Linked DNA regions of Mus musculus: regions 1 and 2 are each linked to region 3. A link is a contact called in ENCODE Hi-C or POLR2A ChIA-PET data. All regions are on one chromosome and are shown on one strand. Each heading gives the region's core, a stretch centred on a gene start or an enhancer-like site at or near the end of the contact. The rest is flanking DNA. Distances are from core to core; before and after follow the strand shown. Region 1 holds the start of Hs3st6 (heparan sulfate (glucosamine) 3-O-sulfotransferase 6). Region 2 holds the start of Jpt2 (Jupiter microtubule associated homolog 2). Region 3 holds the start of Igfals (insulin-like growth factor binding protein, acid labile subunit).

The links. A loop is a pair of places that touch in the nucleus more often than their neighbours do. ChIA-PET counts read pairs that join two places held with the same protein, here RNA polymerase II (POLR2A).
Region 1: POLR2A ChIA-PET joins it to region 3 with 13 read pairs in embryonic stem cell. The contact joins the promoter of Hs3st6 here to the promoter of Igfals in region 3. A Hi-C loop is called at or near these places in 18 of 37 maps with a recorded cell type or tissue (CH12.LX, CH12F3, T-helper 17 cell and 5 more). POLR2A ChIA-PET finds 5 or more read pairs at or near these places in 3 of 5 experiments (Patski and embryonic stem cell).
Region 2: POLR2A ChIA-PET joins it to region 3 with 15 read pairs in embryonic stem cell. The contact joins the promoter of Jpt2 here to the promoter of Igfals in region 3. POLR2A ChIA-PET finds 5 or more read pairs at or near these places in 3 of 5 experiments (Patski and embryonic stem cell).

The regions. Positions count from the first base shown.
Region 1 is chr17:24,751,421-24,754,790 of GRCm38, reverse strand. It overlaps Hs3st6 (heparan sulfate (glucosamine) 3-O-sulfotransferase 6), which reads right to left and starts at 1,803. Exons shown (of 2, transcript NM_001012402.2): 1 at 1,293-1,803. The coding sequence starts at 1,705.
Region 2 is chr17:24,959,336-24,962,886 of GRCm38, reverse strand. Jpt2 (Jupiter microtubule associated homolog 2) reads left to right here and starts at 2,264. Exons shown (of 5, transcript NM_198937.2): 1 at 2,264-2,319. The coding sequence starts at 2,276. It overlaps Cramp1l (cramped chromatin regulator homolog 1), which reads left to right. Exons shown (of 21, transcript NM_020608.3): 21 at 1-1,661.
Region 3 is chr17:24,877,321-24,880,980 of GRCm38, reverse strand. Igfals (insulin-like growth factor binding protein, acid labile subunit) reads right to left here and starts at 2,234. Exons shown (of 2, transcript NM_008340.4): 1 at 2,157-2,234; 2 at 1-1,028. The coding sequence starts at 2,172. Gm41549 (a long non-coding RNA gene) reads left to right here and starts at 2,912. Exons shown (of 3, transcript XR_876682.3): 1 at 2,912-2,985.

The DNA of each region.
Region 1 (3,370 bases), core at 554-3,053, 130 kb after region 3:
GAGCAGCAAACCACAGAGGATAACCCTGAGTAGGGTGGGGCCTCGGGTCCCTCCCTTCCCCAGCATCCTCTGCACACTTCCACATGGATCCTGAAGCTGTGCTGTGTCCTGAACGCTCCCTCCTCCCATGCTGAGAACATCAGTGTTCCCGAGAACCTCTCCTCGGGTAGTACTGACCCTTAGAGGTCTCGAGCTTGTTCTCTCCCAAACCCGTTAAGACCGGTCTTAGTGCAAAAGGCAGAGTTAGCAAACGGGAGTACAGAAGAACCCGGGAAACAGTCAGTGTGCCACCCGCACTGACTCTCCAGGTTATCATGGCTCAGCTCGGGCTTGCAGAAGAGGCAAGCCAATATAGCCCCATTTCCCTACATGAAGGAGCAGGGGGCCCTCGATGCCTGCAGGAGGCGGTGGGCGGAGCCTGTGGGTAGTCACACCAGAAGGGAGGAACCAGAATCTGACCATCCACCAGGACATACTGCTGTACCTGGGGTAGTGCTCCCCACATTCCACTGCTGCATCCCAAGTCCTCCTGTATGTAGAAAGGACAGCTACAGAAGGGTGTATTCCAGTCCCCACCCTTGGGCTAAACCAAAGAGCAGAGTCTCCCTCCTCAAAGCCCAGACCTAACTTTCTTCAGACTCCAGCAGCTATAGAGGGCTCCCTGATGCAGGGTGAGGGAGAGATTCTTAGGGGTGGAAAGGCACTTTCTAGAACACTTCTGGAAACCTGGAGGCCCTTCCAAAATATACTTGACTAGTGGTCAGATAATTACCAGTACTTACCCAGAGTTATAGCAGGGAATGGACAGACACGAAGGGATGATAAAGTGACTGAGCTCCAAGTATCTCTAAGGCTGCCAAGTAGCTCCACCGGGATTATATTGATATAAACCATAATAATATATGGATATATATTAGTAGCTTAGTGGTAGAATACTCGTTTAGTACATTTGAGGCTTCAGGTTCAATTCCCTGACCCTCTAAAAAGGAAAGTCTACCTGCCCAGTTATCTCACTCGCTTGAAACTACTTTCAAGATAGGATCATGCCTCGCTGAGTCCCTTGGCCACCCAACAGGAGAACAGAGTTTTCTCTGAGATTTTCTAATTCCTGCGACCCTTGGCTATAGATGGCCTCTCCTTCGAGGGTCGCTGTGCCCAGGAAATCAAGGCTATTTCCCTAACAGGCTTGTTTTAGACCCAGTGCCCAGGATTCTACCCTACTCATCCTGGGTTCTAAGAAAGCACAGTCCAAGGCACACACCGACGAGGCGCGGACCAGCAGGGACGCTCACCGGTACCAGGCGAGGCCGCGATCATAGCACCTGTCGAAGAAGTGGGGTTCAGAGCCAAGTGCACGGACGTCGGGGTGCAACCGCAGGAACTCCAGCAATGCGCGCGTGCCGCCTTTCTTCACACCCACAATGAGCGCCTGAGGAAAGCGCCGGCGCCCCGGGCCGCTGGCCACCGGCAGGCCGGGTGCTCTCAGACGGAGGGAGGTGTGGGGCGGCTCGGCGGGTGCAGGAACCGGAGCAGGGGCGCGGGCGGCAGGTGGACAGCGGCCGGGGAGGGCGAAGAGGCAGTAGGCGCTTAGCAACAGAACTACGAGCGCCAGCGGAGCACGGAGAGCACGCAGTGCAGTCCCCTGGCCCGTCCCCGCACCCTGGAGGTCACCGGCCCCGCCGCCCAGGCCACCGCTACCTGCCATGGGGTCGCTTCGCGCTCAGGCTCGGGAGCGGGAACCGCAGACAGGTGCGCATCCCGGCTATAGTGCGTCGCCCGCTCAACCCCAGGGCGCCCGGCTTCTGGGTTGAGCTCCGCAGCCTCGCAACCCTGGAGCCGGAGAGGGGCGGGGCGGGGCGGGGCGGGGCGGGGCGGGGCGGGGCGGGGCCGAGACGCCCCTCCCCAGCCCTCGCCTGGGACTAGCGACTCCAGCTAACTTCCAGAGCGACCAGGAGCTATCCCAGCTACCCCAACACTCCTCCTGAGCTGGTCTCCGGTTCGCTTGGCTCCAAAGTCTTCGCTCTTACACTACGGGAATGCGTGGCGCGGAGGGACACAAGACTGGGCGAGTGGGAATCCCCGTTCTGTCCTTTAAAAGTCTATCTCTGCCCCTTTGGACCAGGGCGACAGGTGTGCGGCCTCAGCCCCTGTTTCCCGGAGCCAGGGCCTCATCACCGGAGGACACCGTGTCCAGGAATCGCCTGTGCAGGAAGGATGGAGCCAGGCATACATCCGGCGCGGAAAGGGTCCCCATGCATCTTTGAGCCTGTGACAGGAATGCTTGTTGCATTACTTGCCAACAGTCCACCTAGCCATTCATTAGGGTGGGAGCCCTGCCCTGTGGAGAGAGCTTGTCCGATAGTCGGGCCACCATTTTAAAGTCCTTGTATCAAATAGAGCTGGCCTCCCCAAGATGTCAGTGATCCCTTCGGGAAATTGCAAAGCGGTGACACGCCCCCTCGCCCCCCAGGAGTGAAAAGGCCTGTACTAGGAGGCAGGGGAGGCATCTGGGTTCTGTCTGTGGAGCTTCCTCTGAGCATAGTGAGATTCCCGGGGCCCTCACATGTGTGAAACCTACCAGACACTGCAGAAACTTCTCACCCACCCACCCACCCCCACCCCACCCACCCACCCCCACCCCACCCCCGCGCCTCCATGTCCTGTTCCTGGCTCACCGAGTCTACAAAGCTGCTTACTAGGAATGCAGAGGAGGAAAGACTCCATCCAGGATGCCGAATAAGTTGCCCTGACCAGGGAAAAGGTAACGGCGCCTCTTCTTTCTGCCTCTGTCCGACTTTCCTGGCTGCCCAGTCTAGTCCCTGCCCCAGTACCCTTACTCAGCCTCTGCCCTCGGCTCTGTTTATTAATCAGCAGTCCGTGGGTCTCATGGCATCTGAACAAGTCTCACACTGCAGGCTGCCTCTGAGGGACAGAAAACTCCAATGACCCACAGACATTTAGTTCCCACCCTGAGGGCAGCTAGGTACAAGGGGGACATGCACCACCCAAAACTAGTCCCAGACACCAGAGCTACATTTGCTTGTCAGGGCAAGCTGGTGCCAGCAGCCCTGTGGGCGGGTTTTTAGTCCAGCACTGTCTGGGAAGCATGTTAGTACATGTAGGGACCTAGGAAGTTCTTCTTCGGATCTAGCTGTAAATGGGATTTGTTGAAGACAAGCTGGTTCTCCTCTGAGCACTCCCAGGGAGGTCCCATACTGCCCGATTACACCTTCACAGTCTGAGTTGTCACCACTTGAGACTTAGTCCCTGGTAATCCCCCCATCTCCTCAGTGCTGGCTAAGTTCCTACCTCCTGCTGGTGATTTCCTCTGCAGGATGCCTTTCCACAGGGCAGAAGACTCTCCAGGAGA
Region 2 (3,551 bases), core at 1,015-3,514, 82 kb before region 3:
GGCTCTGGTACTGGTGAAGGATCTGTCCCAGATGCTGACATGCAGACCCCACATCTGGTAAGAGTCAGACTGTTAGATGAGAAGCGCAAGCATATGGTGCCGTCAAGAGACTGTGGTAAGGTAGCCAATGTGTCTCTACCCAGTTGTGTGCTTTCAGCAATGCCTTACTTAGCTGAAGGCATTTAGATCTTGGGACTGTAGCCTGTACCAGGCTAGGCTCAGGCCACTGCTAGCTGCTCTTCCTGTGTTTCAGGTAGACTCTCCCACAACATTAATAAGCATGGGTGCTTGTAGAATCCTGGTAACTGCGCATGTAGAACTAGGTAGTTGGGCTCTTAAGCTGGTTTCCATGAGGCAGTGAATGCTGTAGGCACATGTTAGTCTGTGCCGGCTAAAAGGAGTTGAGACGTCTTGAGGAGCAGAGACTACAGCCCTTGTCTCCCAGTAGCAAGCGGCATCAGATGGACTGGTGCGTTACTGTAAGGAAGCTGACAAGATTCCAGAAGGTTCTTCACCAGCCATACTGGTTTGCTCATCATCGCCACATTAAAGGACAAATGGTGGCATTTGTAGCAGAGAATCAGTGGATACAACGTCTCCCAGCGTAAGCAAATATCCATGCATAAAACCTGAAAACTGCTAAAGGTTAGAGTTTTTTAAAAAACAAAACAAAAACAGCAAGGCAGGCTCCTGGGTTCTACATCTTCCTTCTCTTCCTTCCATCAGTTTGGATGGTTGGCGTTCACTCGGGCTTCCTCTCCTCATTGGAACTTAGTGTGACTTACATGCGGTCATTCTTTGAGAAAATCTTTTGTTAATATTAATGTTTCTTAGACATGTTGATTCATCTTTTTAAAAGATGGGGAACCTGTATCTTTGGTGCTTGGCATGGATTGTGTCCTAGAGAAGATGCTCAGGCGAGCTGAAGTCCATAGATCCTGTCGGGCATAGTACTTGCTCAGGGAGTGGGACTTTGGGACATTTCATCTGTTGGTCAACCTTTTTTCCTACCCTCCTCTTCTTTTTCATTCCTTGTGATAGCCTCTGCTAGGGGAGGTGTCATTCAGTTCAATAGCATTTTTAACCAAACCATATTATTAGAAATGGTCAAAATAAGTTTAGAAGGAAATTGTTTTATGTACTTTAAAAACAAATCTCCCAGATGCATTCATGAGGAAATACCGTACTTTGTCTTAATTTAAAAAAAAAAAAAAAACACTTTAAAAAAGGAAAGAAACCCACAGTATACCTTTCCCAGAGGCTAGCCTGGTGTGGTCAGTCCAGTTTTGGAAGCACTGCCCCAGCCAGACCCTTATTCTTTCGTAAGATCACTGGCTGGAGGGGTGCCCCCAGCAGGCAGAGCTCAGTGCTGTTTGCTTTGATAATCGTTAAGCCATATCATCTGAGGTTTCCGGCTTGAGATGTGAATTTGTTTTATAGACTATAAATATACAGTGTATGTATAAAGCAGAATGCCTGTCCTTCTGATTATTTTTTGTACCATATTGTAAATTACATTATTTATTCTTTACCAATTTTTTGGGAATAAAAGGTGTTTTGGTTATTTAATAAACAAGAACTGTTAAAACTTCGGCTAAAATTTCCAGTTCGGCTTGTAAATGTTTTTATTGTGCATAAATACATACTAATACTTCATCTAATGTCTGTCTTTTGTGCCTGCTTTCAAAGCCAGTATGCTTAGGGTATTCCAACAGGCACAGTGTAATGAGATGAGCTCTAAGGCCTGGAGGTGCCCTGGAGGTGAGGGTGAGCAAACAGGTAGGCATCAGAGATTCAGCGATTGAGTGACCGCTGAATGCGGAATTCATTACAGAATTCGCTGCTTCTGTTATGGGTATGTTGTGCGCTTCCATGAACCTTTCCTCCCGAAGGTGCTGTAACCCCAAAGAAGCCTTCCGCTACCACCGGCCAGAAACTTCCTAGTGCCATCCAGCCCGGGATAGGTCGGCCAGAAAATGCGGATTCGCATGCGGAGGCGTGTTGGCTGGGGGTGGGGCGAGCTGTGAACCAATGCCCACGCCTGAGGCCATGAGAGGCGCCCCCTGCAGCCAATCGGCTGTAAGCGCGATGCGGGCCTCCAAGCCTCCCTCTCCTTGGGGGCGGGAGGGAGGAGTGGGGCACGACTCTACGATAGGCTGCAGAGACATGATTGGCGCGAGAGGCGTCCAACTGGCTTGGGCGGGTCAGGGTACCTGCGCGGGACCAAGCGGGAACCGCCGCGCGGCGGCTGTGAAAGCGCGGGGCGGCGGCCGACATGTTCCAGGGCGCGGACAGCCAAGCTGGCAAGTCGGGTTCCAGGTGCGCGGACCGGTGCTGGGGCCCGGGTGGGCGCATAGCCGCAGCCACGTGGCGGGCGGGAGACCCTACAAGTGCGGTGGGTGTGGCGCGGGGCTCCCCTGAGGATACTGTGCGCGCTCTCCCGCAGGGCCTTGCAGGAAGGCTGTGGGGTTAGAGCGGAGTGGAGACCGGGCGGCGGGATTAAGACACGTGGCTCTCCTGAAGTGCTTGCTCAGGACAGACGCTAGCCGGGCGCTCCGAGCTGTTTGCCGCTTCCTGAGCCCTTCCCTTGTCCAGTTTGGTTGGTCATGACGACCTTTGAATGTGGCTGAGTAGCGGCAGCGTTCTCAGACCCAACCCACGACCAGGTGTTTGTTGGATGCACTACTGACTGCTACACCCTGGGCGGGGACCTTCCCTACACAGTTTCCTCTAGGCTTTCTGTCTGATCTGCTTTGAGTTGATCAAATGAAACTGGTGTTCGAATGACTTTACGAGCTCCAGGAATTAATTGTTGAATAGGCGTCCATGGAGAGGATTTTAGGAAAAGGAGGAAATCCCCATTTGAGTTGATAAAATGAAACTGGTGTTCGAATGACTTTACGAGCTCCAGGAGTTAATTGTTGAGTAGGCGTCCATGGAGAGGAATTTAGGAAAAGGAGGAAATACCCACTTGATAGCGGGATGAGGGGGAAAGGGGAGCTACCTTAACTGGATAATGAAGCGCAATTGGAAGCCTCAGTCTGGGCCATATTAGATAGAAAGCGTGCTTTGGATGGCAACTTAGGCAGGTTGGAGAAGATAGCAGCACATAGTCCGACTGATTGCTACAAAGCCTGAGTCTGTAAGGTCTGTCTGTACTCCAGGGTTTCCTTTCGTCTAACCCTGTCTTTTGTCTCCTCAGCAGAGGGATTTTCTTGTGCTGGAGATGTTTGAACTGTAAAAGCGTTATGGTATTACTGTCATTCATCCACAAAAATTACTAACCATGAAGAACACGTCACCCCCCACCCGGTCTATTTCTCATGGCTTTGTCCCAGATTTTCTCATTAGTTCCTAGTTCTTATGAAACTCATCATTCCAGGGAGGCCTGGGAGCGCTGACAACCGTCGATATTTTCTTTCTCTCCAGTGCCATAGTTCATTTGAACTCTGGCTTTTCATCTTTGCCTATATCCCTTATATTTTCTCGATAACTTGAGTATTTCTACTGAAACATTTAAAGGGTACTACAAAAGGAAAAAGTAATTGGAA
Region 3 (3,660 bases), core at 985-3,484:
ATTGTCATTGAGCGTCAGTACCTCCAGCTGCCCCAGGCCCTCAAACGTCTTCTCACCTAACTGCCTGATACGATTGTGGCCGAGCTGCAGTTCCTCCAGGAAGTGTAGATCTTTGAAAGTACGCGGCCGCAAGCTAGTGATGGCGTTGTGTGCCAGGCGCAGGACATGCAGACCCAGCAGGCCAGGGAAGGTGTCCTCCAGGAGGCCAGCCACACGGTTGTGTGACAGGTCCAGCCAACGCAGTGCCTTCATGCCCAGGAAGGCACGGGGGGCCACAGCTGTGATGAGGTTGCGGTCCAGGTAGAGCTTCTGCAGCCGGGGCAGATGTATAAAGACATTAGCTTTGACGCTGCGGAGAGCGTTCCTGCTCAGGTCCAGCTCCCGCAGCTCGCCCAAGCCACACAAGAGCGCAGGCTGCAGGTAAGTCAGTTTGTTGCCAGCAAGCACCAGCTCATGGAGGTTGCCCAGGCCCTGGAACACCGTGTCAGGCAGGACCACTAGGCTGTTCCAACCCAGGTTGAGGTCCCAAAGGTGACTGAGGCCCCGGAACAGCCCTTCTTCCAGCCGGCCCAGGAGGTTGTTGCCCAAACTGAGTGAAGCCAGACTTGGTGTGTGTCTGAACAAGCCTGCAGCTAGGCTCCGGAGCAGGTTCCGTTCCAGGTGCAGATGGTAGAGATTCTGCAGGCCCAGCAGTGCCTGTGGCTCCAGGCTCCTCAGCCAGCTGCCCTGCAGGTTGAGGAAGTCTAGGCTGGACAGGTTCTGGAAGGCCGCTGAGGGGATGGAGGACAGGTTGTTTCCGTCAAGCCACAGAGCCCTGGTGCTGACTGGGATGCTATCGGGCAGCTGAGTGAGGTTCCTTGAACTGCAAAAGACGCTGAGCTCATCTGTGTAGTCATCATAGCTGCAGGTACAGGTGACAGGGCACTGGGGGCCCTCGGCATCTGCTGATGCTCCAGGATCTGTCCCCTGCAGGTAACAGGGGCCCAGTGCCACCCAGAAAGCCAGAAGCACCACCAGGGCTGGGCTTCCTGTGGGGAGAAGGGTTGGCAAGGAGATGCCCCCAGGATATGAACCAAACCCTGGGCTTCCCTAACCCTCAGCCATTGTAAGAGATGGCATCCACCATCCCACTTTGATACTAAGCAAACACTGGTGACAGCCACGTCCTATCTTTTGAAGCCACTTCAATTTCCCAGACCCTGGAACCAGCAAGTGGTGATCCCCGTCGCACTGCAAGGGCACAGAGGGCCTGGGTCTCCCACATCACCCTGCTCTCCAGGCAACCTGGGCCCTGGCCACTAGGCAGGCTGTGTCCTCTAGGGTGTACAACAGCCAGGCTGAGAAACAGAATCGAAGTGCAGTCCAAGAGCTGACTCTTGCAGAATACTTGGGGATATAGACCCAGGTAGCATATTCATTTGTGGTCCTCAATGGCTAGGCAGCAAGCTGGGCATTCCCTGCCTGTTGGGCCCTCATATGGGTGAAGCGTGCCTTATTTGCTCCCCATTATATGAAGGCTATAACCCTTACTGGTAGAAGAGTGGGGGTCTAGAAAACCCCAACTGTCCATTCAACCAAGCGTCAAATCACATGAACCCAGCTAGCACCCCAACTTAATCTGCCTCGGGTGTATGCTGAGAACCCCAGATCAAGTTGGGAAGAACGACACTGTCCCGCACCTGCGCAGTTTGTATCTGGTGTGACTGTGTAACGGTGGTTTGGAAGTGGGGGAAGCCCTAGGCATTGTGGGAGCACACCAATGGCAGACGAGGAAGAAGACATTTTCCCGTTCACCCAGGGCCAGGCCCTTAAGAGAAACGGTAGCCAGAAGGATCTCGGGCTGTGTGCAGCATACCATCTCAGCAAGCTATGAGACCAGAATATGGGGAGCAATGAGCCCCATTTCTGCACCTTGCGCCCAGGGGTGAGGTACTTGTTTCTTCTGCCTACCCTGCCTTCATCTGGCCCTTTCCCACAGTGCCGCCACCAAGGGGGAAAGTAACCGAGACCCTCCGGTGCCAGGAATTGTATCCAAGACCCAACCCAGAATTCCCACCAGCCCACCCTGAGTTAAGCCTACTGCGGCTTCTCCCAGAGGGCTCTGGCTGAGGACCAGCTACCCTCAGAGCAAGTGGCAGGGGAGACGGATTCCTCACCTGTTCTCAGAGCCATTGTTCCTTGTACAGAGCTGGCCGCAGGCAGGCAGTGAGCAAGGGCCGTCTACAGCACAGGCTGCTGCCCAGTGGATTTCCCCACTGCCTGTAGCTGGCAGCCCTCAGCTGGCCCTGCCCCACACTCTGGCTCCTTTAACCCTCTAGGGCTGGGCAACAAGTCTCAACAGAAGCTCCTCTGGATGCGGGTGGTGCAGGGGAGGGGCACTTTGTCCGCCCCAAAGTCTCGGGGATTGGGGGGCGGGGGAGCAATTGAAAGCCACCTCTGCTGGTGTTGGAGGTAGAGGCTTGGTGGAGTAGACCTTCAGGATTGGTGCTCAAGGTAGGTGTAGGGGGGGCCCTGTCTCCCAGTAGGTTCAGCTAAGGTGAGGGAGCTCGGGGGTTCCTGGGAATTCCCCCCACTCACCTCTATACGGAGCAGATGGCTCTGTCAGGCTTAAACAGTTTGCCCTGTTTCCTAAGGCCTTGCCTATACTTCTCGAATGCTCTCTGACCTGGGGTTTCTTAGGCCTAAGTGGGCCCACCATTTGTGCCTCCCAGTCCAGGGGTTTGTCTAAGGCCCAGTCTCAGTCTTCCTGTGACCTCTAGGTCAGCTGACGGCTGGCTACCGCCCCTCCCCCAGGGCCTCTTCTAGGAACACCTGGCAGAGCCACCAGCTACCTCGTGTTTGCTCTCCCCAGCACAGTCCTCCTAGAAAAGGGTTGGCAGGAAGACAGTGGGGCACCGCAGCCTCAGGGGCAGAGCCAGTTTCTGCTGGCCTCCACAGTATGGAGGGCCTAACAACCTACTACTTCCTTGTGTACAAAGACCCCAGGTAAACATGCTGCCCCAGGGGGAGGCAGGAGGGCCATGTGTGGGGCCCTCAACCTGGCCCTGGCTCCACTCACCCTGCCGGAGCCACATCTCAGCTTCCTCCTCCAGGGCCTGAAACCTGTGACCTGACGGACACTCCAGCCAGTCCTGCCTGAGCTCTGTCCCTTTGCCCTGCCCGGGATGGGGGGAATGCACACGGGAGGGGCCAGGCAAGGCAGTGCTGGGTTTCAGAAAGAACAGCTTCTCAGGGGCTTGGGGGACATTGGGAGCCATCTCTAAGCAAGCAGAGGAAGTAGGCAGGTCTGGGAGGGTCAGGGGCTGTGGCTCCCACCATGCCTCCCCATGTCTAGGGCATTTTCCATGTTATTCCTCAGCCTCTTTTCTGAGAAATTATAGATCGGCAGGGAGGGAGTCTCCGCCCAGAGCCACAGAGCAGTTTACACAGCAAAAGTGCGGTCTCAGCAGAGCTGCGGGGCCAGTAGCCAGCCTCTGCTGAGAGCAGGGGCCAGCAGTGCCTGAGTCCCTGTGGGCCCTGCTGGACTAGGATCTCTTCCTGTCTCCAAGCCCTGCTTCATGTGGTGTGGAAGCCTTGCCAGGCTTGCTTCACCCAAGCGAAGTGCTGCCACCACACCACACCACACCACACAGGAACACAAGGCCCAGCCACTGAAGAGCC